4 separate regions of the Mus musculus genome follow, and all the other regions are linked to region 4. A link is a loop called in an ENCODE intact Hi-C map of the cell type or tissue named here. Cell type or tissue: left cerebral cortex. All regions are shown on one strand. Links, peaks and the distances in the headings refer to the core of each region. The heading gives the core; the rest is flanking DNA. Region 1 has its middle 38 kb from the start of Tes. Region 2 has its middle 19 kb from the start of St7. Region 3 overlaps St7 (suppression of tumorigenicity 7). Region 4 overlaps St7 (suppression of tumorigenicity 7).

Region 1 (8,198 bases), core at 2,553-5,052, 820 kb after region 4:
GGTAAATAATTGGATAGAAAACGTTTATGTAAAACCTTAGGATATGAAAGCTTCTAAAAAAAAAAAAAAAAAAACCAAGGTTCTAATAAACTGTTTAAAGGTCTAGGAAATTGTTCTGAGGTAGGTAAATGAAAGTTATAAAGGATTTATCTTTTTAAGATTCTTACAATCTTCAGAGAATCTGCCTCTCACAGGTCAAATGAAGAACTGTCCATTATCAGCCTGTTTCCTTCCCTGCTTGCCCATTCCTGATTGTGGATCTAGTTCCCTTTCCCTGGCTCTGGAATTCCCCCTACCCCTCCTCCAACTATCAAGACCATGGGTGTAAGAATTTCAAATGTACATTCCCCCAAAAGTTTTTCTCCCTAAGCTCCTATCTTCTGTCCCCAACATCAGGTCTTCTCTCAGAACCTGCCTCCAGGACAGCTCCAAAACAGCTACCCACAGGAGCTCCGGCCCAGCCTCACAAACTTCTTCAGCTGAGCCTATACACTCCTACCCCAAGGTGGTTCCACAACCTGGACAGAGTGCATCAACCAGCTTTTCCTGGACGTGGGCCATATCCCTGCTGTTTTCTCATACTCCAAAACTGTGTCCCAAAGTCAGCAGGAAGTAGTCATGGGCAATTACGGCATCCCTTATTCATTTATAATCAACAAAAGATTGGGATGTTTGGTATCAGACCTAGGGTGAGGGACTGAGGTGTATATTTTACATATCAAAGAGGACCTGGCCTCCAGGTTCTCCCAGAATCCCTCAGTCTCTACCTGACAGACCTTGCCCCCAACCCAGAACTTTCCAGGACAGGGGCTAGGCTGTCCTTCCCCCAGAGGCTCTTCTCTATATAATCCAGACATTTTGGTTTCTCTCTGTCCTTGTCTCACTGTTTCTGTCTGTCTGCCTGTCTGCCTGTCTGTCTGTCTGTCTGTCTCTCTCTCTGCCTCTCTATCTCTGTCTCTGTCTCACTGTCTCTCTCTCTCCTCCTTTTTTTTCTCTGTGCTTGAGCCCTTTCTCCTCCCAATCCCGGGGTGACTCCCCTGGGGCCTCAGTGCTTGGAGCCAGGGAACTCTCCTGAGTGCAGCTCCCCCCAAAAGCCCTGCCCTTAATACAATCTAATCTGGCTTGAATTGGCTCATTTCCCGGGTGGGGAAATAAACAATCACCATCCACTGTGGGTGGCACTGTTTCCTAGGCCAGGGATCTTGAACTACATATGAGTGGAGGAAGAGAGCTGAGTGCCAGCATGTGTGCACTGATTCTGGACAGGAGAAAATAATGGAAGTGACAGGGGACTGAAATGGAAGACAATACTTTGGGGCCAATAAGGATCTCAGCTCAAGAGCTGGTGAAAACTCAATAGTTGATACACAGAACAAAAACTTCATGGTCTAGTAGTGACAACTATTGTTTAAAATTGGGAGCAGGTCATACTGAAGGACAGGAAATGGGGGATGTTTTTGTGCACTGTGTACTCAAACGCTGGCTTCTGTACCCAGAGATCTGGTTGCAGTCTGGACTTTGGTATTGCCATTATTAAGAAGTGTTTCCCTACTCAGTATTTTGTAAAGCATTGTTCTCCATCATCTGCTGATTGGTCAGTAAAGAGCTGATTAGCCTGTATGTGGGCAGGAGAATGTAAGGTGGGAGGGACCAGTGCCTTGAGAGAGGTAGAGTCTCCAGTGGGCAAGGGAAGTTGCTACGGGGACACAAATGAAACAGGAAGCCAGGGCAAGAACAAGATGGCAGCTAACAGGACATGTGGCTGGGCAGTAGACTGGGCTAGCATAGTCGGGTTAGAATAGATCAGAATCTGCCCAGTTAGTGCAAGAACTTTATTAAAAAATATAAAGGTCTCCGTGTCATTTGGGGAACAAGGGTGAACATAGAAAATACCTGTACTTTTATAAGAGAGGATTGTGTATTAGAAGCAGAAAAAAACATAAAAATACTGAGCATAAAGCTAGTATAGGGGCTGGAGAGATGGCTCAGCGTTTAAGAGCACTGACTGCTCTTCTGGAGGTCCTGAGTTCAAATCCCAGCAACCACATAGTGGCTCACAACCATCTGTGATGAAATCGGATGCCCTCTTCTAGTGTGTCTGAAAACAGCTACAGTGTACTTACATATAATAAATAAATAAATCTTTTAAAAAAAGCTAGTATAGTATGTTAAAATATTTTAGTACTTAATTTGAATTTTTCATATTAAAATTAATATGAATATAATACTTGAATTTTGGAAATCTAGAAAGCTAAACTAAAACCAAATTCTGTGTATTCTTGTAGTCTTAGCACAATCACACAGTAACTGTTGGAATGTTCATGCCTTCTTTCCACTCTGACACATGCAGGCAGGCAGCTAAGCCTGGGTAGGGCTGGAATCTGTTTGGCAATCAAGGAATTTCATTCTTCTGCGAGAGAGATCTCTTGAGGTTTACTCCTGTGTGACATCCAAGGAAAGTGGCCGTGTTCTTATCCTTCCCGGGTGACGTCATAGTTGCGTACAAGGCACTTTATTTTGCTCACGTAAGAGGTAGATACGTTCTGTGTCTTGACTAGGAGAGTGCTTGTATTAACACATTTGTCAAAACTCATCGTACCATAGCCTTAAAACAGGAGCACATTATCACATAAAAATTATGTTTCATTTAGCTGGATAAAATAAAAAAAAGTAAGTATAAAACTCACTAGTCTCACCATGATCATCAGGAAGAACAAAATTTAGACTGTCTAAAGCTGGATGACACAGGTAAGTCAAACCTGGAAGAAAATACTGGGGTGGGAAACCACTGACTTCCTCTTCATATAATACATTAAGTTTTCTGTTTGTTATGTGAAATATCAGTGTTTTCCATTATTTTAAGGTTGAGAGGGATTGGGAAGGTGGAAAAGCCAGTGTGTGGTGCTGAGGAGGAAAAGCTTTACTACAGGGTTTGATGTCCATCCACAGCACGAGTTCTCTCAGGGTTAGATCAAGACTAACTTTGGAGACAGTAGCTGTCTAAGACCCTAGGGCCATGTTGGCGTAGGACTTACCTATTCTGCCTTAGAATGAAGAAGCCCACTCCTGTGGCCCGCTCTTCCTTGGATCAGGAGTCTTTATCATGAAGGAAGAGGTTCTCGCCCTGTAAGTATCGCAGGACTTCTCCCAGGAGGCAATTCTATATCCATATTTGGACTCCACTCTGCCACACCTGAGGCTATTGATGAAATAGGAACAAGTGGGGTTTTGGAGCCCCATAAACTTGGAGATGAAGGGAAATGATGTTCTCACTTGATCTGTGCATTTTTAGACAACTGGGGTAATGTTCCTGATATCATAGATGATTTAGAAGTCTGTATTTCTAAGCAGGAATAAATTCTGCAGCCAGGAGGGCAGCCAGATGACAAAGACCAATGAGAAAGGCGAGAAGGAGGCTTCCTCATGTTCTTAAAACTGGACTGAAAAATTGAAATGATTCTGCTTGCTTTTTCTAAAATTGAAAAGTTCTTCTCCTCTACTAACCATTAAGCCGTTAAATTTGATACATCACGAATCTCAGTGTTTATGGAGACTCTTTCCTCGAGAAGGAATAACCAAGTATCAAGTCTGTGAGAGGTGTATCTTACTCAATTTAGGATGACAGGTTTGAAAACTTAACAGTATGGAAGAACGTTGCTGCCACCTAATGGAAGAGATGTATACTCGTTATTCTGAAATAAGCAATTTCCTTCACCAAACAAGGAGCATCCATATATGGCGGTCATAACTACTTCTACAAATACACTTGAATTGCAAACTAACTTTTATTTATATTATTTTCAAATCTATTGATATTCTTGTGCTTTATATGCGAACACCGTGGTTGTGGAAATAGCAAAAATATGCAACTGGTTTAGTTGTGCTCTTTATGTGTGTATATTTAAACAAGATCTTTCTATATGGCCAAGATGGCCTTGAAATTACAATCTTCTTCACTCGGGCTCTATATTTCTGTGGTTACTGATGAGAAAGACACCACCTCACTTTTTCTGTTTAAATAGAATTTGTTCTCTTACAACTTCACTAAGACTGAGTTTAATAAAGGCTTAGTGATCTGGTAGATGAATCAAAGATATTGATTTATTTTGTTTAAAGCACTTTTGGGAATCCTAATAAACCTATGCGTGAAAGAAGGGAGAAAACAGTTGGACAATTATAACAAACTGTGACAGAGAATGTCTGGGTGTGCTTGTTCATGTATGTGTGGAGGTGTGTTTGCCTCAAAGATAATAAGTTACTCAAGATTTTTTCTATTTTAAAATTATAATTATTTAAAGCACTGGCAGCATTGATTTCTCACTGCCATTTTTTTCTCTCGGGTGAAGAATGCTTGACAGGTTGTCAGATTAATCAATACTTTTGGATAAAAGGAATTTGTTACCTCATACACTCTTTGAAGGTAGAGGAAGGGGGTGTAGGCGCAGGTCTGCAATACAGGGGCAGTTCTGGAGGAGAGGGGCAGTTGTGGAATACGGGGGTAGGTCTGAAATATGAGGTTAGTTCCGGTATACAGGGGCAATTCTGGAATACAGGGGCAGTTCTTGAATACAAGGGAAGTTTTGATTATGGGAGCAGTTGTGAATACCCAGGCACTCAGACCTTGCCTCATGTAGTGCCGTGAACCACGAGTCAGGACAACAAAGAACACCCCCTACCCCAAGGAAAATGTGGTACAGAGCCAGGAACCCCAGAGGGAATGATAGGACAGCAGGACAGTGGAAAAGTGCAAAGAAACAAGAGAACAATCCAGCAGAAGAAGTGAGCGGCACGTGGCTCCAGGAGCACAGAGAGAAACAGAGGGCTCCTGTAAGAAGAGCCTGGTAGAGAAAGTCAGCAGCTCTTCCGGGAGCACAAGCCACAGCTCTCTCTCCAACCTGATCTCCCTGGGGCTTCTGGGAAGATAGAGATTTCTTTGACAATGGAGGTGAGGGACATTTTGTCACTCAGGAGACTTGGAATGCTGTGTGTAAGCACTTTCAGAGAACAAATCTGTTGTTTAAGACCAAGTTATTCCGAGGCCTGAGAAAAAGGAATAAACAAAATGGAGATCCAGGTCAACCTGTCACAGCCTCCCTAGGAAGTGACAGTCCTAGGAGGAGAGAACAGATGCCGACATACCTTAGCCAGAAGCTTGGCCCAGGAAGAAGAGTATACAGTGGGAAGTAGCCTAGTCCTTTGGCAGCTGACTTTATCACCTGAGAGTGAGTGTGGAGACTGAGTTTCTTGCAGTGAACACAACTCTTCTGTAGGTGACTGACATTTGCACGGTTGGGTGGGACCAGCCTAAAACACAGGGATACAGATCTGCAGCTTAGCTACATCCGACACCCTAGTGCTATGGACCGTAGACGCCAATCTTACAGGACTCAGGAAGGAACCTCTCTCACACGTTGCATTTATTTACCATGTTTTCTTTTAACGGGGCTTGTGATAGAATTCTGACTTACATTTTTGTTTGTTTGTTTTGTTTTTATTTTTACATAAGGTGTCATGTATCCCAGGCTGGCTTCAAGCTTGCTCTGTAGCTAATGGTGACCTTTTGTGAACTCTTAATCCTCCTGCCTCCACCTCTGAATTGCTGAGATTACAAATGAGCAACTCAATATTCAGCTTAAAACTTCAGTTTTAACTTTAATGCCCAGATTAATTTTTTGTCCTACACTTCTGATTTCCTTTTGTCATTATTCATTTCATTATTGGTCAATCTCTTTATCTTTGATTTGCTCTTTGAAGGTTAAATAATGTTCCCCTTTCCATTTCACCCTCCACCCCCCTGCCCCCACCACACTATGTATCCCCAACTCTCTTTCAAATTCATGGCTTCCTTCTCTCTCTCTCTCTGTGTGTGTGTGTGTGTGCGTGTGCGCGCGCATGTCTGTCTGTCTGTCTGTCTGTCTGTCTGTCTGTCTGTGTATTCCTAAATTGGTAAACACAATGTGCTCAGCCCGTATAATGTTACTTGTATATAACTGCCTTCAAGGTTGAAATAAGCACATGGTGTGCTTTTTGTTACAACTATTCTTCTTTATCTGTCTTTTGTTTAACCCTGCTTCTCTATTTGTCCCCTTCGCTGTCTCTATCACTTATCTTATTCATTTACTATTTCTGTATTTACTGTAGGGAATTGGTCTGATGCTGCTTGTATTCAAATGCTAAGTTCTGTACCCTAAGATCTGGTTGCCCCCTCATGAGAATATCCTCAAGGAAGAGGAGATCCCCACCCATGCCAGCTTTGTTGTTTAAAAAAACCAACTTGATCCCTAAGTTATCCCTGATTTAATAAAGATGCCCTTAGCCTGGTCTGGGCAGAAGAGAGTGGGGCAGATCAAAGGCTCCAGGACTTGGGATTCTCTGGCAGGAACCACATGGAAAGGGGGAGATGAGGAGAAGGAAGAAGATTCCATGGGGTAGGTGCATCATGAGCACATGGCCATTAAGGTCGGCCTGTTGGAGTAGGAGCAGCCAGGGAAAACATGACAAGTGATATCTTGGGGTTATTGATGGGGAAGTAGACAAAATAGCATAAAGGGTAGATATTTGCCCATTTCTAATGCTTTAAGGATTATTATCACTATAGAGGGTTTTTTATCTTTTATTTGGGAACTACATTGTCTAAATGGTGTAAAAAACCCAGAATAATTTTGCACAACAGTTTACTTTAAATACATATTTTTTAAATTTCATAGTACATACTACATCAGTTGCGACATTTTCTCTTTTATGGTAATTTTAATTGAGGTGTATTTAGGAGCTTTAATGAATAATTGATTATGTGTGAATTTAAGTATTTTTTATATCTCCTTTGCTTTGCTGTTGCTGCTGTTAGAGCAGTTTGTTTCCCCTCTGTAGGTTTCCTGGGGATTGAGTCTTTGAGATCAGAAGAAACCACTATAAGGCATGAAGAGACATCCAGAGGACACACAAATGCAATAGTGACAATAAAGCATTCAGCACGACTCCTCTGAGAGAACTTAACTCCTTAATTACCTTAACTACTCAGTCCAAAGGTACTGGACTGGGTAAAGGTGTCACTTGTAAATGTAGTTAATATTTCATAGAGGATTAGAAGCAAAGAGATGATTAGAGAAAGTACCTGGGAAGAAAGTCACATAAATACAAATGCAAAGATATGATTTTGAGAAGTAATAAAATGTACAAAATGAGACTCAGTAAAATCAAATAAAAATGGAGTAGGATGTATCACTAATAGACTAGACAAATTATAGGGAAAAAGTCTATCAAGGCTGGAGGACAAGACAGAACGTGTTCTATATTTAGGCATCAGTTAAGAACAATTAGTAAATTAAGCCATAGTTTATAAGAACTCTGGGATGTGATAAAGAGATCAAACCTAGGAAGTAAAATAGAAGAAGAGTTGGTTATCAAAACCTAAGATGTATAAAGCCTTCACAACCTAGGATATATAAAACCTATCTATTGAAGCTATAGCAAAAAATTCCCCAAACATAGGAAAGAAAATACACATCCATATAAAAGAGGTATTTAGATTCAGATAGATGCAGCCATACAACAGAAATGATGAAGGCCAGGAATGATACATTTCAGGCCTTGAAAACAAATCATTACTAAGATTGTTAAATTAGACAAAGTTATCTTTATCTTTTTAAATTGATGCACAAATGAGCACATCCAGAAAGAGCCCTTTTGTGTCTTCATCCCACAGCGTCTGAGGAGCAGCAAACCCAGTGAGTTCCATTTCCCAAGCTGGATGCTTAGCTTGGTGGAGTCTCTCCCTTTGTCCCAGTGCAAGCCTTAGCTGAATAGGGCTTTCTCTGTAACAGTTATAGCTTCTTTCTCAGCACTAGCCTTAGCTATAACACTAAGTTTCCCAGTGCTCATTTTCTTGACAAACTGAATGCTCTGTGTTTCTTTCTAAAAATTCTCACTGTAGAGCTGCAGACAGTTGCATGGATTCAACCTGATCGTGTCTTGAAATATCCTCCACTGAAACAATTACTTGATTACTTTTAAATTCATCCTCATGGGACTTATCAAGAAATGGATGCTGGTGCACACCTTAAATCCCATTGCTCAGGAAACAGAGGTTGGTGGTTCTCTGAGTTCAAGACCAGCCTGATCTAGAGAGTGAGTCCCAGGGTAGCCAGGGCTACACAGAGAAACTCTGTCTTTAGAAAACAAAACCCCAAAAACTAAAA
Region 2 (8,198 bases), core at 2,456-4,955, 170 kb after region 4:
TCCTTATTAATGATTGCGATGGAACGAAGCCTACTGTGGATGGTGCCACCCCTGAACAAGTGATCCTTGGTTGCGTAAAATGCAGGCTGAGCAAACCACAGACAATAAACCAGGAAGCAGATACCCTCCATGTCTCTGCTTCACTGCCTGCATCCGGGTTCCTGCCTTGGCTTCTTTTGACCGTGGACTATAACCTGTAAGCCAAATAAACTGTCTCCTCCCCACGTTGCTTTTTGGTCAGTATTACTCGAAGCAACAAGAACACAAACTGGGACAAAGGAGTAGATAGCTTTTGGGTTAGGTCTTAAGGTATAGGTGGAATATGGACTTGAAAGGGACAGAGAAAAGAGAAGGCTAAATGGAGAGGGGGTAAGCACAATGAAAATGGTGCAGGAAAGTGAGCCTCGCCCAAGAGTCCCTTCCCATGACAAGAGTGAGCTGCGTCCAGGAGTTCCTTCCCATGACATGAGAGTAAGCCGTGTCCAGGAGTCCCTTCCCATCACATAAAGCACTAGAATTCACAACCTAAGCATGTCCACTATAACCAAATGTCTGATAAAATAGCTTAAGGAAGAGCTCATTTTGGCTAACAGTACAATCGTCATGATGGCAACAGGAGCAGATCTCAGCGGTGGTGAGCAGGAACTAAGGCAGCTTGGTAACACCCGGAAAGATCAGCAGACCATCAGCCTCCAGACCAGCCCCACAGTGACCCACCTCTTTCTGCGGGGCTCCACCTTGTTAAGGTTACAGCACCTTCCAAAACAGCACCACCGTCTAGGAACCTAGTGCAAAGATGCCGGATCCTGTGGGGAACGGTTTACACCCAAACTATAACAGAAATACTTTCCTTTTCTGGATGAACTGATCTACTTTTATGCTTCGCTATAGTCTGAATATGATTTGCTTGTGTACAAGAGTCCACTACAGTAAACACTGAAGCCAGTGAGTTCCCCATTGAGAGGTGCTATAGATCCTTTAAGAGGCAAGGAAGTGAGGGCTACTTTTAAAAGTGGTTCTTGGAGGAAACGACCTTAATTCATTTTTTAAAATCTTTATTTTTATTCACGTATATGTGTATGTGAGAGAATGTGTGTGTGTGTGTGTGTGTGTGTCTGTGTCTGTGTCTGTGTAAGCATGTGTGTACATGTATTCACAGAAGCCAGAAGAGGGTGTTGGATCCCTTGGAGCAGGAGCTATAAGCTACTCAGTGTGCATGCTGGAAAACAAACCCCAGCCCTCTACAAGGTCAGCAAGCCCCCTTAGCCACTGAGCCATCTATCCATCTCCTGACTTAGTGATGACAGGAGACAAAGACCTGCCCTTCTCTACTCTCAGCCTTTCTTTCTATCTTCTATCTGAAAAGCATCTCCCATCAAACCGCCTGCCATGGGACCCTTGCTAGAGACCACACAGTTCAGACTTCTGTCCTCTATAATAGATTCATAAGCCTCCTAGAATCAAGTGTTTTGTGATAGCGACAAAAATAGGCCAATACACATTTTAAACAACAATCAAGAGAGGTTTTTTTCCCGCCTATATGATGTAATTAGACCGTTCTGTTGACTCTGTACCAGCTTATTCATTTACTTCTTAAGACGGATTTGCTGAGTGCAGTTTAGAAGTCTAGGAGTGTGGGCTACACTGGTGACTAGAACAGTCTCCTGCCCCTGTAGAGCTTACAACCTAGGACTGGTGGGCAGTGCGAGGATGGAGATGAAAGGACAAAATAAACAACTGTGATACAAACAGACCCCTCCAATGCATCTTCATCATGTCCAAAGAAACGCTCTACCTTAATTTTGAATAAGCATAGGATTTAACTTCCTGAGTGACTTGTACATCAGCCTGTTTCTTTTCTTTTCCTTTTATTTTTTTAGATTTATTTTTATTATTTTATGGGTAGAAGTGTTTTCTCTACATGGATCAATGTGCACGATGTCCATGCCTGGTGACCAAGGAGGTCAGAAGAGGTCATCAGATCCCTAGAACTAGAGTTTCACACAGTTGTGAGCTGCCATGTGGGTGCTTAGAAGCAAACCTCCTTCTCTACGAAAGTGGCAAGTGCTCCTAACCACTAAGCCAACTTTCCAACCCAAGCCTGTTTCTTTCTTAGTCTGGGGAGGAGGGGAGCTGAAAGGGTGGAAAGAGTTGCTTTTTTATTTTAATTTTTGAGACTCTCATATTGAGTACTATATTTGCATCATTTCCATGAGTCTCTCTCCACTCCAGTTCCTCTGTGTCCCCCTAACTCCCTCTCAGAATATCCACCTCTTCAATTATTATTATATATATGTATATATAATGTACACATAATGCTATATATACACATACATATATTGTACACATGCATGTTATATATACATAATATACACATACATGTTATATATGTATATAGAATATACACCTACATGTTGTTGCATGTACACATGAATGTTATATATGTACACATACAAACACAACCTGCTGAGTCCATTTGCTGTTACTAATGTGTATGTGTGTTTAGGACTGATCACATGTGATTAGATAACCTATCAGGGATTTGTCAAGGTATATAACAGATTCTCAATTCTCATTCTCTCAGTAGCCACCAATTTCTTACAGCTCTTCAACCAGGGATAGGGCCTCATAAGGTTTCCTCCATCCATGTTAGATGTGAACTGGCATGGTTATTGTGATAGTCTCCTTTAGCTGACTATATTATTGAGAGTCCATGAATGTAGCATTTGCATCCTGTCTAGAGGACACTGTCTCAAAGCAGGTGCCCTGGTCCTCTGGATCTTACAATTTTTCTGCCCCTTCTCTATCGTGTTCTCTTAGGTACAGGGATTGTACCAAAGATGCATCAAAGATGCACCTTACTGTCATTTGTTCTCAGCATTCTGAGGCCTTCTACTTTGTTTTCTATATATACTTACTACTTCCGGGCTTTTGGTTTGTTTGTCTGTGTTTTTGTTTTAAGTGTCTGTAGGCCAAGCTAGCCTCCAGCTATCTATGTAGTTAGGAATGAATGTGAACTCCCTGATCCTCCATCCTCCACCTCCAGGGCTGGCATATCGGTGTGCAGCACCATGCCCCGTTGGAAGCTTTGTTGGGAACCGCGCAGAGGGTTTTAGGCATGCTGGACATGCGCTTTGTCAACTGAGCTACATCCTCTGCTCTTTCTGACACGGTGCTATTGACGGGTTCAGTGTCTCTCTCTTCCCTAGAACAAACACCCCTACTTGGAAAAAGCTTGTTAAGTCAACTATGGTGAAAGTTTCACAGTGTAGATGTGCTAAACGTCCTCCCATAAATGTTTGAAAGTGACTGAGGTTAAGAGCATTGGAATGTGAGGACCATGGAACCCAAATATAGAAAAGGTGAGTAGGTATTGTAAAACAAACAAACAAACAAACAAACACAGGGAGGGGGGAAGAAGAGAAGGAAGGAATATACATACATGAATGCATTTGATTTTGACAAGAGGGATTGTAAGTTCTCAAATGAAGAAAAACTTCAAAACATAAGAATATATTTTCAAACTTTCTACAAATACTTGTTGAGGTATTCGTAGATCCATATCTTAAGGACCTTCTCTTCAGCTGCCGTGGGGGAAAAAGTGTTTGCAGCATCCTTCTGCTGAACAACAGCCAAGTTTCAACAAACTCGTATTCTGCATGTGGGATACCTACAGAACTTCCTGGCTGAGTGTCCTCAGTCAACAGTGCTCAGATTTGATCAGCCTGAAAAAGAAGACAGCGACACCTGCCGGCAGCTTTCAAGAATTGCATGAGATTCATCTCCTTGCTGAAAATGTCAGAACTGTCCTGTCCTATCACCCCGCTCAAGCGCATGCTTAGAATCACAAACCACTTTTCCGATTATGCAGAGCATTGAAACACTTAGTGGAGCCATTCATGATATCTCTAGTAACAGAAACGACAAAACATAAAATAGGTAAGAAGTAGAAAAAGAAAAACTGTGCAGGTGAGAATGGGTTCAGTGAATGTGCTGCAGAATATATAGTTAACTGTTCTATTGCTGTCTCGTGACCAAGAGAATTGCTGGGAAAGAAAGCATTTATTTGCATGTTTGCTGACAGTCTTAGAGGCTTAGTCCATGACCAACCATTATGACTGGCAGCAGACAGGCACGGCACTGAAACAGTAGCTTAGATCTTTCCATTGTGATCCACAGGGAAGAGAGAGGCGAAGGGATGGAGGAAGGGAGGGAGAGAGGGAGGGAGAGAGCGGGATAGGGAGGGGGAGAGGGAGGGGAGGGAAAGGAGGAGGAGGAAGAGGAGGAGGAAGAGGGGGAGGAGGAGAAGACTGGGCCTAGTATGGGCTTTTGAGACCTCAAAGTCTACCTCCAGTGTTACACCTCTTCCAACAAAGCCACATCTAATTCTTCCCAAACAGTTCCACTAACGCCAGACCGAGCACTCAGACACGCAGTGTTATGGGGGTAATCCTCTTTCAAACCACGACAAACAGTGTGTGTAATTAGAGATGTTCAGCCTGGCCTGCCAGATGACTCTGTGGGGAAAGGAGTTTGGTACCCGAGTTCAATCCCCCAAACCCACATGGTGGAAGGAGAGAATAGACTGCAGCAAGTTAGCCTCTGACCACACTCTTGTAGCCTCTTTCTCCGGTAAAATCGTTTGTTTTTTAATTGATTTTACTTTTGAGATTATAAAATGATTCCATCATTTCTTCCTTCCCTCTCCTCCTTCTTGCTATTTCAAATTAACACCCCGTTTTCATTAATGTATATATGTATAAGCATATACATATGTAGCCTAAAGTATAACTTGTTCAGTCTATGTAATGATACTTGAATGTATGTTTTCAAATCTGACCACTTGGTTTTAGATTGCTAAATCAGTGTGCTCTTCCCTGGGGAAGACTCTTACACTCTCAGCATTCATTACTGGTTCTTCATGTAGGACTGATGTCATGTGGTCTCTTCCCGCTACCTTAGCATGTCTGCTATTGTTGTTCTTGCTTGGCTAGTGTTTAGGCAGTCATGCTGGTGAGACTTTATGGCTGAAGCATCTGACATTACTAGAAGACAGTTCTTTTTCTTTCTTTTTCTTCCTTTCTTTCTTTCTTTTCTTTCTTTCTGTCTGTCTGTCTGTCTGTCTGTCTTTCTTTCTTTCTTTCTTTCTTTCTTTCTTTCTGTCTTTCTGGCTTTTTTTTCATTCTTTTTCAATTGTAAATGCCCTGAGAGAAGAAAAAATCCTTTTCTACCCTTTTCCTTTCTAGTTTTGAAGGTTGTTGAAAGCAACCTGAATAAAGCTTATTAATTTTAAAATGTCCATTATTTGATTCAGCTATATCTTAAAGCCCATTTGGTATATTTTTTTCTTAACTATCAGATGAGACGGTGTGAGAGCGAAATTTTATTTTTAAGACTGTAGAAGTTAGGACTGGTTCTTTTTCATAGCCCCATTCTCCCAGAAATAAGACTCAGACTCAAAATATATTTACAAATACCTTGGCCATAAACAGACGGCAGGATAATTTTCAATGTTCCTAGAGCAGAAGAATGATTTTTGAAATGATAGACATGCCTATTACCCTGGTTTGATCATGGCATATATACATGTATTGACATATATGCCCAATACATGCAATGACACGTCAGTTAAAACAAAGTCTCCCTGCTCTGGCAATGGAGTTCTTTGGTTAGTTCCACGAAGCAGCTATGCTCTGGGAAGAAACTGCTCATTGTTCCTGGAGAGTTCTTCACTGTCCATTATAATCCTGGCTATTGTTGGCTCTCAGCTTTCCAATTTCACTGTGTTTATTTGTGTGATCACACATGACAGCTTTCCCAGCACTGTTTCTGTTTCTCCATTTTTTTTTTGCTAACTCAAGATAATTGTTAAAAGCTTTTCCCTTTTAAAATGTATTTTGTAATTGGGTAATAATGTTTGATAGTCACATTATTTCTGTATTCAATATCCAAGGAACTCAATTTTGATAACAATTACATGAACTCGGAAGAGGAATCCAGGTCTCAGATGAGAACGCAGCCCCCAAATTTCAGTCTAGAAACACCACAAAGGGGGTCCTGCTAACACCACACACCTGGATCAATGGAAATGTTAATAGACTTGTGCCATGTTGCTAACACTGTGGTTACATGGCAACAGAAAACTGAAACAAGAGGCTTGGGTCTGAGCCAACGCTTATTCCTGTCAGAATTATGTGTTATGGATGGTTATCACTTTGGATATGAAAGCCGTAAGTTACAAGTGAGAGAAGTCCTAACAGCCAAGTTCAGTAGATTTGGGGACACGTTTAAGTCAGTAATTGGTTGGTATACACAATCCTTAAAATATTTGATTTCACAGATTAAACTCAGCTTAGGTTTTGTTTTTTGTTTTTGTTGTTGTTAATATTCTAGAGTTGAGAATGTCTAGAGGTCTAGAGATGACTTTCTTTCTGCATGGGGATTAAAAGTTGTCACAGGCATTTACCTAGGGGCACAAGTGATGCCGAGCAAACTGTATTGTACCCAATTGCTAAGAGACACAGCTTTTAGCCCATGCCAAGCTTTCTTGTCTACCAGACCCTACTTCTGGTACAAAGTTCTTCACAGAATGAAAGGCAGAAGTCATCTAAAAATAGACCAGCCCTAAATAGCAGTAGCTTAAGCAAGAAGTGTTTATTTCTTGGTGAAGTCCAAATAGCCAAAGACTTGTAAGATTCTCCAGGTAAGAGATTCAGGTGTCAGAGAAACTTCGATCTTATGTCACGGGGTCTTGTTTGGTATTTGGTATTTAGCATTGCTATGAAGTTGCAAATACTTTCTTCTGTGGTTAATTTATATTCTGACTTTGTTAAGCCATGGAAGAAACTTTGATTTTTATGAAACCAAAATATATTTTTTTATTATATGGATTCTGAGCTTTACCTAAAATGAACCCACTTTAACTGATATGGAACAAACGATAATTTAAAATCTTGACACCATCTTAACTTGGTATATGGAAAAAATATGAGTCTAATTAAACTTCTTCCCTTTGACTATTCTATTGCCTCACCACGTTGCCTGGAGAGGCTGCCTTGAGAATCAGGACTGGCACTAAGTTTTACTGTCTACACGTGGCCTCCAGGAAAGACCATGCTTTTCCTGCCTAAAATGCTAATGCAGCATGCTACTTGGATAGATTTCCCTATAAAGAATACTCAGTGAATTCCAGACACAATGTAGTAGTGCCCTTTGGTTAACAGCATATTAAAAGTATTTTGCTTTTAACTTACTGGGGGATTTCATCAGTTCTGTGTGTGTGTGTTGTCACACGTAAGTTTATACCTTAATATAAGAATTCCTGTAACAGAAAATTGTATCTAATATGAAGAGCTATTAGTAAATTAAAAAAAAAAATTGGGTGTCTGTATCCCTGGCTTCCCTGGAACTCAGTATGTAGGTTAGGCTGCCATCTGAGAGATCCACCTGCCTAGGCTTCCCCAGTGCTAGGATTAAACATGTGCACCATATCTGTTTCACTATTTTCCCTTCTGAGACAAGGTCTTAAGTAGTCTATCTAGGCTGGCCTCATCTTTGCTATGTGTGGAGAGCCGTGCCGCGAGCAATTGCGTGCGTGCCATGAGCAATCGCCATTATAAGATGGCGCTGGCTTCCACTGCGCCTAACTAGTAAACAAGCCTTATGCGCAAGTGCAAGAGTGAACTCACGCCTAGTCACTGCCCATCTCGCGGCGTAGTAATGGGGTGATGGGCAAGCAACGAATCAGGAGCTGTCACGCCACATCAGGTGCTGAAATGTCACGCTGCGGGCTATATAAGCAGCGCCATTTTCCCGGTTCGGGGTCTTCCCTCCTGATAAGTAAGCAGTAAAAGCTTTGCCGCAGAAGATTCCGGTTGTCCTGAGTGTGTTCTTGCCGGCGGGGACAAAAGCTCGGGATAGCTATGTAGTCACGGGTGTTCTAAAACTCTCGATCTTCCTGACACCATTTTGCAAGTGCTCTGATTAGATCATGCCACCACAATCAGCTCATGAGTAAACTTTGCTCTGAGTCCACTCTACGGCATGTTTCTAACTTGCCTGGTATAGTTCTTATACATGTTTTTATCCATGTAGTTTCAAACATGTGAGCACGTTCTTCAGTTTTAAGTGAAAAATAAACATACCAAACTTAGTATACTGTAATGAGCAATTGGCCAGTACTCCGGTTTGTTGAGATA
Region 3 (8,198 bases), core at 3,745-6,244, 120 kb after region 4:
TACATCAGTTATTTTGCAAAACTACATAGCTAGCTGCTGCACATGCAAATGAAGATAATACAGGATGTTGGATGGCCACTTAAAGGGATAGTAATCAGCCTGAAAAAAGTCCCAAAGTCGCTCTCTCCCATCATGGGGGCATTAAAGCTACTTTGAAGCCCATCTTATCTACTAGGTATCTAGAGAGACAGAGGGAGATTTAAATTTAAAATGCAGAGGCAGCCATGGTGGTACAAACCTGTAGTGCAGCTCTCAGGAGCTGAGGATGGGGAACTGTAATAAGTGCAAGTCCAGCATATGTAACAGAGACCCCTCCCCCTCTCAAGCATAAGCAATCAGGTCCGTAACTATGACTTTTCTGCAACCCTATAGGTGGAACAACAATATGAACTGGCCAGTACCCCCAGAGCGCGTGACTCTAGCTGCATATGTAGCAGAAGATGGCCTAGTCGGCTATCATTGGGAAGAGAGGCCCTTGGTCTAGAAAACTTTATATGCCCCAGTACAGGGGAACACCAGGGCCAAGAAGCAGGAATGGGTGGGTAGGGGAGGAGGGTGGAGGGAGGGTATAGGGAACTTTCGGGATAGCATTTGAAATGTATATTAAAAATGATATAAAATAAGAAAAAGAAGAATTCTCATGGCTAGACAGATGGCTCAGCAGGAGAAGCAGCTCTTGCCTCACTACAGAGGACACCAACAGATCTCCAGTTCCCACCCACACTGCGCAGCTCACAGCCGTCTGTAATCACAGCTCCAAGGCATCCGACAGGCCCTTTTGGCTTCGATAAGTGCACATGTGCATACACACACAGTATGCATCTACAGACACATGCGTATAAAAAATATTAAGTCTTAAAAAAAAAACTCCAGTAGCAATTAAAAAGAGAGAGAGACATGTCTGCAGTCCATACTTTATCTCCAAACTTTCTTTAACAATTGGCTTTAAATAGAAGCTTTTGGCAAAAGCTACACTAAAAACAGAAAATTAGAAAGTTGGAACAACTTATTTAGTAGTCAGCAAATGAATTTACTCTTTTACAATGCTGTTTAAATAAACTGATATACAAGATGATCATGAAAATAGCATTAGCAATGTGCCTAAACTTTTTGGACCACAGATATGTCTATTCTTCCAAACTCAGAGACATTTCATCTTCTCTTTTATTTCTCATTGGACTGTGCCTGAAAAAATGTGCCGAGAAGATGTTGTGCCACATATCTAAGAGGTTTATAATATCAACTCTTGAAAACACATCAGGTAAGTCTATATTTCCATCTCTGGACTTTCTGAAGCTCCAGACTGAAGGCAATGGTTCTGCTGTAACTCCTATAAATCAGAGTTCTCTGATTTGCTTGTACACACACACACACACACACACACACACACATGCACACACACAATTAAAATACAAAAAAAAACTTTTTAAAAATAAATAAAAAGGTAGAACATATCTCTGAGATCCTTGACTTGGGAGTCCTTTTTGTGAACACACAGGAGTGGAACAGCTGGACCATACGGAGAGTCTGTTTTTAATTTTGTGATTAACTTTTATATTGCTATTCTGTAGTGGCTAGACAACTTTACATTCCCACCTGCAGGTTTCCTTTGTCCACATCCTCAGTATTATTTTCTTAATTATTTCCAATCCAACCAAGGTGAGATGGAATGTCAATCTAGTTTTAATCTGCATTTCTACTGATTAATATATGCATTACTAGAATCAAAACTGTCCAGAGGAACAACAAGGGGACTACAGGGGGAGGGAAGATAAAGGAAAAGTGATTTGGTAAATCAGAGCATCTCTCAACTATACAATATACAATATTCTTACATGGCACCCTGTTCAAAAATACATAAGAAACATCTTAAGTTCAAACGTGAATCTAAATGAAGAAAGAGAAAATGACTGTCTGTAATGAAATCTCCAGTCATTTATTGCGATGGGGAAACATTATGTTTACTTAAATGAGGACCCATTACATTTATTCCAAGGATCGATTTCTCAACATAAAATATTACTAAATTTTCATCCATAGCCATACATCTTCTGCCCCTTTTCTGTTGTGGTATCTAACAGAAAGCTTCAAGTCAAGGTATTTCCTCTAATGTCTTGTAGAATTCGTTTTCATAGTCTAGTCCACAAAAACATCACCAACGGTTTCTCCTAAAAACACTAAGTCCGAGGTTTGAAAGAAAATGACAGCCTCTTAGATAAATCTAATCATTTCCACCATAAAAATCAGGGTAACTTCCCCAAAGATCGACAGTGGCTTCTCTAGTCAGGAAGTTCATGATGTATTATATATAGCACACACTGGGGCTGGAGAGATGGTCAACAGATAAAGCGCTGCTAACAAGCAGCATCAGGTCCCCAACACCCACAGAAATGCCAGGTAGCTTACCTTCTAATTTCAGCACTGAGAAAGTGGAGACAAGCTGGCTAGTGAGGTTAGCCCATGACAGCAAGCTCTAGATTCACTGGAGAAATGTTGCCCTGCTGAATAAGGTGGAGAGTAACTGAGGACCCCTTAGAAACATGTGTGGGGGCCTTAAGACAAGTCTCTCACCAGCCTTGGAGCTCAGTTTTCACCTAGGCTGGCAGTCGGTAAGGCCTAGTAATTCTTTCTCTATCCACCATGTACTAACTCTGGGGTTAGGCATTGCACAGTCAAGCTGAGGTATGCATGTGGGCACTGGGGATATGAACTCTGACCCTCACATTGTGCAACAAGCACTCTTATACACTGAGCCTTCTGTCCAGCTCACCTCGTTAAATAATACATTTTCTCCATTTGTCTGCAAGAAAAGAAGGCATAGGATTAGACTCTTTTTGTTGGTTTTGCTTGTTTGTTTGAGACAGGGGATACCCATATAGTTCTGGCTGTCCTGGAACTCACTCTATAGACCAGGATAGCCTCAGACTCACATAGATCTGCCCTGCCCCCCTGAGTGACGGGACTAACGCTGTGCACTGCCACACCTGGCTAGGATCATACTCGGAATCCCTGCACACTGGGTAGTGGTCTGTTGAGAAAGCAGGGACCTGAAAGCGATGATACTGAAGGAGTGGAGCAAGGGAAGCTGGAGATTGGCAATGTGGACAGACAGACCATCTGAGTGCTCAAAATGAGCGTAATTCTCACCAAAAGGACCTTGCTCCTTCTTTTTCTCCCTTCCCTTCCCCTTCCCCTTCTTCCCCTTCTTCCCCTTCTTCCCCTTCCCCTTCTTCCCCTTCCCCTTCTTCCCCTTCTTCCCCTTCTTCCCCTTCCCCTTCTTCCCCTTCTTCCCCTTCCCCTTCTTCCCCTTCCTCTTCCCCTTCCCCTCCCTTCCCTTTCCTGTTCTTGACTGGCTCTTCACATCTTCCCAATCACTTTGGATTAGAAAGCTCAGAATGCAATTTAATACTTCCTGTGTATAACTACTTCTTCAGTAAGTAATCTACTTTGGGGACTTTAAGTATACCAGTGAGCTGACTGCGACTGTGTCTAAAATCTACTCTCTACCTCTAACTCATACTTCCACCTACTAGGTGGTCCTTCAGTTTGAGGATCTGAGCATCTCCAACTTAATACAGCATCCACCCTCCCACTTCTCTTCCCTATCTTATCTGATGCCAGCAGGGCTTGGGGCGTGGGTGTTCACTTTCTCCAAGGACCAGTATTTGGACAGCCATTTAAGAAATAAGGACAATGACAACAGAAAAGACCTAAGTATCTGGAAGTATTCATTCTAAGAACTATTTGATTCTGGGAAAACAGTCCACAGCTTCCTACTATGTCGATGCCTGGAGACATTCTAGATTCCATCATGTCTAGCATAATTCTTTGGCTTTTCATTAGACTCTAAATTTTTCTCATGTTTTATAAACATAGACTCTAATCACATGTGTCCATATCTATTCTGAGTTCTACTTGGTAAATGGCAAAAAACTGTAAATTATCTACTTACCAAACTATTAAGTCCCTAACTGGTTATGTCATCTCTCCATGGAAATTACAGTGAGAAGGAAATACCTCACACGCTTCCCACTTCAGGCCATCTAAGATTGTCCTAGGCCACAGACTTCGGTAATTCTTTCCTCATTTTTCCATATACTGTGTCTGGCAGATCAACTCACCTCAGCCAAATATAGTTAAGTATTCCTACCTTTATGCAAGGAAGGATCCAGGTCTTATCTGTATATCTTCAAGTCAGGCAGGCCTGGTAACTGTCCCTGGAATGTTACCAGGAGACAATACAGAAAAGGCTTCACATTTTTTAAGGGGTCACTAACCTGCAGTGATGTGAGCTCCCTGAGTGTGCACTATGCTGATTGTCCACTAGCAGTAGGACTCAGTGTGAACTCTATGCTATATTTTCCTGATCGTACTGAAAAATCGAAAGGAAGTTGCCCTGGAGAAGTAGCTCTCAGACTCTGCACAGTTGGTTTTAACTTTGATAGTTCTAACTAACTCAGGAGCTAGCCTCATTCCAATTTCGAACGCATCTCTGCGATAGGAATGTCATAGCCCTGTTATTTCATTTCCTCCTCTCGTTTTCTGTTTGTTTTAAACATCTCGTTTACACGTAGGGGCTGGGCAGTTAGAACAGAGAATGCCTAGCAGAATGCTCTCGCAGAATGCTCTCACAGAAGTTTTAAATTCTCAGCTGTTTGACCCTACCCTACAGCACTTCAACCATAAAAACATCTCTTCGTCAGGGTAAGCATGAGTATCAACAACATTACATAATTCTCAAAGATCTATGAAAAGTTTCCCTCCATGTAGGAGAGCCTCACAGACTCATGGACAAGCGCCATCTAGTGGCAAGAAGAGTTACTGACTGTGGGTGTGGTTGATGCAAAGGATTTAGGATCCAAACCCAAATCGCTGACAGCTCTTGTTCAGGACCCAATTTTGTTAACAAATTTAATCATGTAGCTACTGTTTCCAGGGGCAGGCAGGTGTCAGGTAATGGTAAAGCATCTACAGTGACTGGGACAGTACGGTACCGCCTGACTTGGCATCATAAGACCCTCTTGGAGTGAGAGTGTAAACAAGGTCTGTACTGAGCACTAGGTCATGAATGGGGGCCCCAATTACATATGTTATGTCCCAACTAATCCTCACAGTACCCGGTAAATTAATTATTAAATCAACCACTATCTAAGAAACTGACCCTCAAATATTAAATAATTTAAAGAACACAGGCATTAAATGATAGAGCCATCATTCATATATGGCTTATCTATTTCTGTGTCCTGAAATGTGGGTAAATCATGTAAAGCAGTAAGTGGAGTTGTCTAAAACTGCACATCAGGCTATGTATAATATGGATGGGAGAGCCATCGGCTGGATCGCAGCAGATCTCTCAGATTGGAAGCACCACACGCTGGCTAACAGGGCCAGGCCCCACCTTAGTCTGGAACCCCGTGAGGTAAGATCATGGAGTTTAGGATCATGTCTAAGTAAACACCAAAGTTAGCCAACAGTTTAACTCAAGCCAGTGCCTCCTGAAGCTTGACACGGAGCTGGGCTGGGACCACAAGTGTCCTCACAGACAAGCCTTCCTCTCACGGAGCCTGCAACTCCGGTTCCGGAAGTAACTTTTGTTTCTTAGTGGAAAAGTTGACAGACCAGCAGGTCCTTCTCCCACATCGGAAGAGTCTGATTAATCTATAGCCTGCTTCCAGAGAAGAGGAAAAGTTTCCCAGAGATTTAAAAAAAAAAAAAAAAAAAAAAAAAAAAAAAGGTTATCCGCTTCACAAGAGAGGCCTTTTTAGGTTATTATCCGAACATTAAATATCCAAAAGTATCTTTACCTGCCTCCCTTCCTGAGAAAGATGGGTGTAGGCTGGGACTTGCTTTCAGGATACAGAATCTTTGCAGTACAGTTCCATTCTTCGAGTCCTCTCTTATTTATAGAATTAGACCAATCCCACACTAAGAACTGGGAGCTACTTAATTTTCACTTGTTCTCTTCTGATGTTCAAACACACATGATGGTACGGCTAAATGAAAGAGGACAATACTTTCTAAATTCCAGATCTGGGGCTGGGGCTTGTTCGATGGTAGGGCTTATCTATGTTGCGCAATGACCCAGGTCTGAAACCCAGAACAACTATTTTTTGTAAACTAACAATAATGGGAGAATATGCAATCCCAAATCTATATTAACCACATAACAGGTTATTGAGATTTACAAGTAAAAAAGAAAGAAGATAGAGAAGGGAAACTGGGTCTTCCCCTTCCTAGAAATGCTAGTTTTGTGACCAGTAAGGGGATCGATCACACAGGACAGGTATCTTTGCAAACGTTGGAACAGAGACTGATGGGTAAAGACAGCAATGAAGCCCAGAGAACGTGAGAGAGAGCACCTGTGGTGGATTGAATAGAAGAGGCCCCATGGGCTGGCTCATGGGGACTGGCACTACTAGGAGGTGTGGCCTAGTTGGAGAAAATGTGTTAGTGGGGGTGGACTCTAAGATTTCAGAAACTCAAGCCAGGCTCAGTGTCACTTTCTCTTCCTGCTGTCTGATGATCTAGATGTAGCACTCTCAGCTACCTCTCCAGCATCATGTCTGCCTGTATGCTGCTATGCTGCATGCCCTAACAATATGGACTAAACCTGTGAAATGTAAGCCAGCACCAATTAACTGGTTCCCTTTATGAGAGTCTGTGGTCACTGTGTCTTCACAGCAACAGAAACCCTAACACTGGATCTACGCATAGATACAGCCCTGTCGAAGGACTAGAGCCTAAGCAGGAAACTAGAACGGGAGATCACAGATGGAGTCTACGGCTGCAGTGTTGGGGAGGATAGCCGTGTGCCAGAGAGGATGCAGAGAATCCTGCATGCTGGCACCCAACCCCCCATGAGTACTAACTCTGAGTGAAACTGCTCAGAGACCAAGTATGTCAAAGCTGGAGTAAGAGAAAAGAGATGTCAACAAACACTTGTGACACACAGAAAGGGCATTAAATATATTAAAGATAATCCTTACTTCTTCACCTGTAGAGGAAGGAATAAATATGGAAAGGAAGAAAACTGGAAGATAAAGCTGGGATTTGAGTTATCAAGTCAACTCATGAACACAAGACAACCGATAAACACGGACTACACAGATAAGAAAACAATTTCCATGTGACATTCTGTATGTATGTGTCTGTCTGTTTCTCTCTTCCTGTCTGTCTTTCTCTGTCTGCCCCTCTTTGTTGTCTCTCTGTTTCTGTCTCTGACTTTGTCTCTTTCTCTATGTGTCTGTATGTGTGTGCATGCATAGGCTCCTTCACTATCCTTAAAAACTAGAAATAACAACTTCAAAATGGCAATAATTGTATCTTGTGCCCAGATCATCTCTTCTAAATATTTTTCTCCAAACCAACATAAATAGGAACCAGAAGGAAACTGCTGATGATAATGAGACTGAATATCTTAGAAAGTAACTGAGTGTTCAAAGCACGACCCACTGGCTGGGCATGCTAGTGGCACCAGCCTGGAATCCTAGCACTTAGGGACACTAAAACTAAAAGATCATGTATTCAAGATCATTCAAGGTGACACATAATCCATTCCAACTGGGCTACATAAGATCCTGATACAAAAACAAAACAAAAAATTCACAATACCTGTACAGCAAAGAATTAAAGATGTCAGCTGGGGGACCAATGAGTATCAAAATGATAACAGATGCCAGAATAATGATTCATGCTTATAACCGCAGCATTTGGGAAACTGAGGCAACCAGACTCTCACAAGTCTGGCCTGGGCAACACAGTGATTACCAAGTCAGTCAGACATAGCGGAACTTGTCAATAATAATAATAGCAAATTATTCTCTACTGAATAGAAAGGAAAACCAAGAGTCTATCCTGGAATGAAGAACTAAATGAATATATTAAGGTCTGATGCAGAATTCCAGAGTTTCAAAGTGGCTTTCCAAAAGTACTCATTAACTACTGAAGGAAATAACTGTGCAGCAAAGAATTCTCCCAGAAACAAACTCAATCCTAACTATGTGATAGAAATGAGAACCATCAGTGCAGAGCAAATGAAAATTAAGTGCTATCTAGAAGGCTTCAATGAGAAATGCCCAGCCACTCTGGTATAATCTAGCCAAGGAAACATAAATAACTCAAACTCAATCACTAAGATCAATGGACACACCTCTACAAAATGACCTCATAAAGCCCTCAAAAGTATCAGTCATAAAAAT
Region 4 (8,198 bases), core at 3,722-6,221:
TCAGGAAGTCAGCTCATATCCCTAAAGTCACACAAGGAATCTGAATTGCTATTTCACTGTTCTTCAGTTGCCGATAGCAAACGCTTTGTGTGAAGATTAAATTATAGGTGTAAATATTATACACTGAAAAGGTCAAGAAAACAAGCTATAATAAAGAATTCATATCTTTTGTTTTTAATAAATACTTGCTGTTAGAAAACATATTTTGCAATTTCTATTTTATGGCCAGGCCATCCTGAATGTACCTGTTCCCATCTGAAGTGACTCTCAGTTCTTTATTCCTTCTATAACATCTAATTTCTATTCAACATGTTCCAAAACATTTGCTACGAGTGCAGAATATGTGAAAGTTTAAACTATGCAGAGCAAGTGAACCGAGGTAAACTGCCATAGAATTTTGCTTGACACGGATATTTGTGACTCAACTTCCCTGAAAATCTAGCTTTTATGTATCAGAGAAGCTTGTGAATATATTGGAAGAAGCTTAGTGCCCAGGAATATTAATCCTAGTATGATATTCAATAATAGCAGCAAGGACTTTAAAAATAACAATATCCTTATAAAATTTGATAATTCATATTTTATAAGTCAGTTTCTTATAGGGTAGTCATTTATATTGAATGAATCCCAACTCGAGACAGGGTTTCTTTCTGTAGCCCTGGCTGTCCTGGAACTCACTCTGTAGACCAGGCTGGATTCAAACTCAGGGATCCGCCTGCCTCTGCCTCCCGAGTGCTGGGATTAAAGGCGTGCGCCACCCCCACCTCCCCTATTCGCCAAATCCCAGCTTCTAATCAGAATATGATTAAGGAGACCCTCATTCCTCACCTTTGAAGTTTACCTCACCTTGTGTGTTTCCAAATACATAGAGCTTACTTTGATATTTTAAAATCATGTTCTAGAGAATAATAAGCCTTATTTCTACATTGATAATCATTGTGGATAAATTTCATATACATATTCCGTATGAATTCTTGTTTGTATTAGTCAATTTAATTTTTTATTCATTGGCTAGAGAGAGAGGAAGAGAGAGAGGGATGCACATGTGTGTGCGTGGGCATATACGTGTAGTCCAAAGGATAACCTCGGGTGTCAGTACTTGATCCACCTTTCTTTTTCTCCCCACTTCCCTTTTCTTCCCTTTTGTCCTTCTTTTGAGACAGGCCTGGATCTCATCACATAGTTGAAGCTGACTGGCCAGCAAGCCCCAGGGATCCACTTGTTTCGGCCTACTCAGAGTTGGGATTACAACGATATGCTACCAAATCTGGGTTTTCTTTCTGTTTACATGGATAAGGCATCAAGATCAGGCCCTCATGCTTACAGGGCAAGAACTTTACCTCCTGCTCTATCTCCCTAGCCCTCCTTGTTCTTCTTATAGAGCCCAGGCCGGCCTGCAACTCCCTACATAGTTCAAGCTGGTCTCAAACTAGATGTCCTCCCTCGGTCGCCTCCTGTGTGTTGAGATTACAGATGTGCGCCAGCAAACCTAGCTGTAGAGCAGACATTACAACATCAGAACCAGGATTTGGAACAAGCTGGAAAACTTTCCCAGCCCTAAGTATCTGAAGGGTTTTCCATACTTGCATCTGCAGGGCGAAGATGATCTGAATCACAAGTAAAGAATGTCTGGTGGTCCTGGGCAGAGAGGTTCATGTCATAGTAGGTCAGAGGCTCTCGTCCTGTGACCCAAGTGTACCTGTCAGGTGCAAATATGATGGTTAGACAGTTTTGAGAAAGGAAAAAGACCTATAAAGGAGGAAGGTGCACAGAGACTGAAATGCAAACCACTATTGAGCATTAAAATACCTTTGTTCATGAACACCATATTTTTTTTAAAAATCCTGCCCTGGGTTGAGAGAAAGCTCAGTGGGAAAGAGCACTGAGTGTTCTTCCAAAGGACTCCTGTTGGATTCCCAGCAACCACATGGCAGCTAACAAGTGTCTGTAACTCCAGTTGCAAGGGGAATCCAATGCTGTCTTCTGGCCTCCCTTGGCATTGCATGCACTTGGCACACAGACACATGCAGGCAAACCAACCACACACATAAAATTAAATAAAAAAAAAAACCCTCAAAAAAGTCATCCTGTTCTTCCTTCGGGAATTATATAGCACAAAATACACATATTCTCTTGGTTTTGCCTTAACATTTTAATAGTCTTTGCTAATGGAAAACTTCCCTAATTGTTATTACAAATAGATATTTCCCCAAACTATGAATTTCTAATTTGCCTAATTACTTCACTCTATTAAGTTGCAATATAACTTCTCTGGAATCCATATCATGAAGTTGCAGAGCCTTCAGAATCCGGGGTCTGTATGATATATATTGAAAAGAGTATAACTGCAACAGAAGGCAGTAAGGTAGCTCAGCAAATGGGCTATTTGCAACCACTCTTGAAAACCCAAGTTCAAGGTCTAGGACCCACACAGTGCAAGGGAAGAACAATTCCCACAAGTTTTTCTCAGAGTACTACATGCAACATACATACACAGACATTAATAATTTTTTCTAAGAATAAGTACAATAGAAAACAATCACAACCTATAACTTTGTATATTATTCCAAACTAGAATGCCAAAGTATCTATAAAACAGAAAACTCAAACCACTTGATGACTGTATCCCCAAATGCGGAAGCTGTTGGATGTGGTGGCATGCTATAATCCCAGAACTCACTTGTGAGGCAAGAGGATCGGGAGCAAAGGCACCCAGCCACCAAGCAAGTTCTGGACAATAAAACCCTGTCTCCAACTGAAGAGAAAAGGAGGTAGGGGAGGAAGAAAGAGGAGAAGAGCTGGAAACGATGGAGGATCAAGAAGGGGGGAGGAAAGTGATAACACACTATTCCGTGACCCCTAAATGAACCAGAGGCAGCACTTGCTATCTTTGCTCTCTAAACCACTCATTCATTTCTCACTGGCAAGACTCACCGATTATATTCCGCACCCCTAAACAGATTCAGTGGATTTCGCCATACTTTGCATTCTGTAACAAAGAGGAATATGAAATGACATGTAAGTCAAATGATATTAAGAGCTAATTAATTCAGTAAAACACCCTTCCTGACCATTTGATAAGAATATATGATTCTCCATCCTTTATGTAGGAAACTGAAAAACAAAACACAACCCTGGAGATTAATCAGGCACTGAGAGTTCTCAGGCACTGGGACAGGGGAAATGTCACCTAATCTCTAGGCTCAAGTTTCCTCATATTTCAAATGCTAGTGCATGCCAACATCAGCTACTGTGTAACTTTGTGTGGTCATTCTATGAGATTTGAGCAGATTTTATGAATTAACTTTCAACAATAAAGGAAAAAAGTACATATTCAAATGGGACTACTTTCTGTCACTCTAGCACATATCTCTCAATGACATTATCCTTGACAAACTACAGCTCTGCAACAACACAGAGCACTAGACTTGGTCCATTAGGATGATGGCAATTTTTATTTGGAGATAACTCACTAGATTAATATTGCTTTTCTAGGAAGGGATAAGAGAATTAATGTTACCACAATTGCAGGAAGAAGTTCTATGAAAATAAATCATTTTGGAGCATCTTCACATCTTTTACTTATACTGACAAAGCAGAGAGCAACAGTCTAATGTCATGTTGTGAATTACTAAAAGTATATCTTGTTATACAAGGTGCACAGAAACTAAGACCATGGGGCTTTCACTTAGAGAAGTCCATCACAAGGTTTAAGGTCATGTTATAGTGAGCATGTGATTGATAAACTACAGTTGTTTTCACACATCCTATGAAGACTACCTAATAATTCACAACACTAGATTTCTCTGGATAAGTACAGTTTTGTTAGAAAATAAAACTCACTTAACCAGAGTCAAAACATCAGTCCTCAAAGAACATACCCGCTAATGTGTACAGTCACAACTACGGCAGAAAGTCAAGAGACCAAGAGTCAGAAGATGATTCATTAGGACTCTACAGCAGGCCTGTTCATCCAGCAGCCTCCACCATCCCTCCAGCAGCCTCCACCATCCCTCCACCCACATGCGCATCCATCTACCCAGTAGTTATTACTTTTAACAGTGGAAGAGACATGTAAAGCACCATTCTGTATGACCCCTTTAGTTTACTGCTGAATAGTAAAGCAGGTACCAACTTACCCTGGGGTGTACGTTTTCATGTAAGAGACATGAATTTATCTCTAAAGTAAGTTGGTCTCACTTTACATTTACTCAGTTTATAATGGCACAAAAATTTGTCACTTGACATAATTTGTCACTTAATGCAGCATGTATGAATTCTGTCCTTAAGAAAGAAACTGAGATTTGATAGTTATCACTTCATATGACACTAACTAGAAAATTATGTTTCCTTTAGTTAATTATTTGCTGTCCAAACAAAAAGCCCATTAGAAGGGTCATGAACACTGTGATTCCAGATCTTGGCTTGAAACATGGTGGTCAGCTGAACAGTTGTGATTCCTGTCCTTAGAGCTGGTGCACCTCTAACTCCACCTCCTCTGACTGTTCTTCAATTAAACTCAAGTTTCATCATAAATCCTTCAAGGTTTTTAGTTAACATAAAGTAAGCTGTGTCTTTCGTGAAATGATAAAAAAAATGTACAATAAAACATGGATATTTGAAAAGATATTTCTTCTCATATTTAATTTGATTAGAAATACCATTTTACAAAAAATTCTGTCAAACAGTTTTCTCCAACAAGTATGTTATTATAGTGCCAAAGGAAATAAGCACCATTCAAAACCCAATTGACAAATTAGGATGAAAATTATCTTTGGTTAAATTTCAACCCTATCACCTCAGTTTAAGCAAAATATTTCTAAGGAAAAATAACTCTAAAAAGAAATACTGTGTGTACCTCAGATAGTCACCAAGCCGTACTGAAGAACACTCAGTTTAGGAATTTCCAAAAAATAGCCAGCAGGGGGTGCTGCAAACGTTCTGAAATGTTAAATTTATCACTTAAAGAACTAAGCTCTTGTTAACTTGATGTTGTGAAACTGTTCTGTATTAACTTTTAAACTAACCCTGAAACTTAGAAACTGAGATGCAATTAGCTGCAGCAGATGTGAAGGGGGAAAGGCGCTGACAAAGTGCAAAGCCATTATCTTCCCAGATTACATTGTTGAAATTTAGGGCCCAAGGCAGGCTATTTTTCCTTAAGAAATAAGCAATATAAAGGTCATCTATATACACACAGCAAATTCTTGCCTTAAGTGATGTGATTCATCTTTGCTGCTCTTTTCTATAATCTTTACTATGGAAAATTGTTTTAGCATGAAATTGACTCCAGAGAACACACCCCATAAATATCAGTTGCCTGGTGTGGCTTAGTATACCATGAACAAATGATATAAATGCCAAACATGAAGATTCCAGAGAGACGGACCTCCACAGGGCAAGAGAGCTAACACATAAATGCTTTTCTTGTGTATCCTTTTGGGGAATGAACTTATTTCAGATCATATTTCAAATTTACCCTTCAAAAAGAATGTTCCATTCTTCATTATCTTCCTAAAATTTCGAGACAACTGGGAAGCACTCAAAGTCAACTGGGACTCCATTAGGCGCTTGCTCACATCATTAAGAGTCTACTTGTAAGTATGCTCCTAATACAAGAATACTCTCTGTGCTTTGGTTGTCAGTGTCCATAACAGAGTCTCCAGTCATAGCTCTGATGGAAATGTTGTGACCTCAGCATGTATGAAAGAATACCAAAACTCAAGGGGAGAGGAACCAGCTACCATTAAAACAACACGACATTTCCCAGTCTATAGAGCACATATACTTCTTTGTCAAAATGGGACAGTTGTTTCTATGTGGGAAACAAAGAACATAAAACATAATCCATTAAGGATTTCTAAGGCAAGTGCTGGATGTTTCCCCAGGTCCCACTAAAACCTTCCATCACTACCATCAGCACTTGGTACCTTTGACCCAGTTCCTGGGCTAGATGCTTTTATGTCAACTTGACACAAGCTGCAGTCATCTGAGAGGAGGGAGCCTCAAATGAGAAAATTCCCTCTGAAGATAAGCCTGGCTGGCATTTTCCTGGCATGAGTGACTGGTATGGGCAGCCCCAGTCCTGTGTAGACGGGGACTCACCTGGTTCTGTGCTGAGATTACAGCCTCCAGCCTCTTCATCACAGCAGAAATAGCAACTTTTATCATAGTGTAAGCTTAGCTTTCACTGATCCTTTCTATAAGGAGGTCTGCAGCTTATCATCTACATTCCTTATATAAATTAGTGAGGTGTACATATTAGACCCTTTCCTCCAGGGTCACAGTAAATAGGGCTGAGAACTGATGTCTAGACTCTGTCTGTTAACCTACAATTGGCAAAACCACATTTCAACATCCTATAATTTCATCAATTAAATTGTCCAGTGGATGGACAAATCTCAAACTTCCTCTCGCGAAGTGTCAGTTACTTCAAAACAATAATTCCAAAGTGTCTAAAGTTTTCATTGAACATATGATTATTATTATTAGAGTAACCCCAAGTGAATCAGTCGTTGGTGGGATTTTCCTACAGTTACTAGCTTTGATACTTCAGAAATGAACACCTAATCTGATATATCATCCTGATCAATTTTAGGCAATTATTAGAAGTACTCCTTTGGAAAAAAAAAATAACTAAGCCCTAACTACTTTATAGTTTTTCAAAATAACTATTTTTGAGAAAAACTCTCAAACACCCGACTGCTGTGCTGGGCCTGCTGGCTGCAAAGGAGAATACCACAACACGAAGGGGCATTGTTTCCAAGCTGGGCAGCAGGGGCCTTGAGCTATCTGAGCTTTAATCAACTTAAAGAAGATGGAGCCTCAAGCAGAGACCTTCTCTCCAGATTTGTGCCTGTCGGGACAGAACCCCCAGGGCAGAAAACACCTACAGAACTGCCAGTAAGCCACGTGGGGAGCAGCGGCTGAGAGGGAGAGGCCTGTGCAAACTGCCATGCTACTCCTAGTTGAGGATCCTAGGCCCACCACACCGAGGGAGCGAGCGAGCGAGCGCAGGAACATGAACAGGGACGAACCTCCGGCCACTGCGTTTGCCCCTGCAGAGGAGCCAGCTTGGGCCGGACACCATGATCCCAGAGAGCAGAGGACGGATGGGACCTTGGAGCTGAACCATGGGCCCATGCTAGCAGTGGAGCCTGTCCAGAAACCAGAAAGGGCCGGCACGGGCCGGGAGGCCGACCCCTCAGCCGCCGCCGCAGCACCACAGCAGACTGGGCAGGACTGCTTTGGCCTGACCTTGCTTGCACCCTCGGGCTAGTCGGAGCCGCTCCGCACCGGTCGCAGGCGCCGCCGAGGAGGGCTGCGTGGGCGCCATTTTCCACCTCAGCACAGGTGCAGTCGGTTCCTCACAGGCCCGCCCGGTTTCTCTAACACGGCTGGCTCCGTAAGTCGTCTCGATTGCTTTTTTTTTTATCGGTACGTAACATTTGATTTCATTTCAGCTTGGATGTCAGTATCTCAGCGGAGGTAAGATGATTCACTTTTATATTTGAGTAACTCCTCCGGGATCTACCTTCTGTGCTTCAAATGTCAGTGTGCTTCAAGCTCCCCACAGCCTTGAGCACCAGCAGTCCCTGATGCTGGTCCCTTGCTCTCACATCCCCGTCTCCGGGACCTGGGCTGTCGCTTATGGACCTCAGGTCCAAAGCCTTTATGGTTTTGTGGCATTTTGTAGGCATCATAGTTTAGAGTAAGCAAACTGCTTGTGTAAGGAGAAAATAATTTTAAAGAAAAAAAAAATGGTAAAGGAAACACGGATAGCCTTCGTTTAACAAATTGTGTTGCTAATAAAAAACAGGATTAGAACCGGGCGTGGTGGCGCACGCCTTTGATCCCAGCACTCGGGAGGCAGAGGCAGGCGAATTTCTGAGTTCGAGGCCAGCCTGGTCTTACACAGTGAGTTCCAGGACAGCCAGGGCTACACAGAGAAACCCTGTCTCAAAAAAACAAAAAAAAAACAAAAAACAAAAAACAAAACAGGATTAGTAATTGTGCCTTTTAAGACCATTTGTATGGTTTGCCTTATTCAAGATAGTACCGCTTTCGTCAAAGACATGATGAGATGGCTAAATCTTTTTATTCACATGTCATACATTTCTAACTGGACATTTCTGACTAAATCAACGCCACCAAATAATGTATTAACCCTGAAATAAGTTTTAAGTAAATGTATGTTC

Evidence for each region. Peaks named below come from ENCODE experiments on the same cell type or tissue, not always from the same donor. Only the 100,000 strongest peaks of a DNase experiment are listed, where the experiment ranks them.
Region 1: it touches region 4 in a loop (4-fold over the local background); 2 of 42 quality-filtered maps call a loop at or near these places.
Region 2: it touches region 4 in a loop (6-fold over the local background); 37 of 42 quality-filtered maps call a loop at or near these places.
Region 3: it touches region 4 in a loop (3-fold over the local background); 37 of 42 quality-filtered maps call a loop at or near these places.

Annotation. Positions count from the first base shown.
Region 1 is chr6:17,023,217-17,031,414 of GRCm38, reverse strand. No RefSeq gene overlaps it. Among named protein-coding and RNA genes, the nearest start is that of Tes, 38 kb to the left of the region's middle. In left cerebral cortex, for the core only: a CTCF peak has its summit at 3,665 (motif pointing left); a DNase peak (open chromatin) is centred at 3,652.
Region 2 is chr6:17,671,134-17,679,331 of GRCm38, reverse strand. No RefSeq gene overlaps it. Among named protein-coding and RNA genes, the nearest start is that of St7, 19 kb to the left of the region's middle. In left cerebral cortex, for the core only: a CTCF peak has its summit at 3,759 (motif pointing left); a DNase peak (open chromatin) is centred at 3,757.
Region 3 is chr6:17,722,848-17,731,045 of GRCm38, reverse strand. The region is part of intron 1 of St7 (suppression of tumorigenicity 7); the gene reads right to left. Among named protein-coding and RNA genes, the nearest start is that of St7, 33 kb to the right of the region's middle. In left cerebral cortex, for the core only: a CTCF peak has its summit at 4,811 (motif pointing left); a DNase peak (open chromatin) is centred at 4,791.
Region 4 is chr6:17,839,700-17,847,897 of GRCm38, reverse strand. St7 (suppression of tumorigenicity 7) reads right to left here. Exons shown (of 16, transcript NM_001289624.1): 4 at 2,935-2,989; 5 at 1,584-1,699. It overlaps Gm52894 (a long non-coding RNA gene), which reads left to right and starts at 6,860. Exons shown (of 4, transcript XR_003956410.1): 1 at 6,860-7,405. In left cerebral cortex, for the core only: a CTCF peak has its summit at 4,920 (motif pointing right); a DNase peak (open chromatin) is centred at 4,929.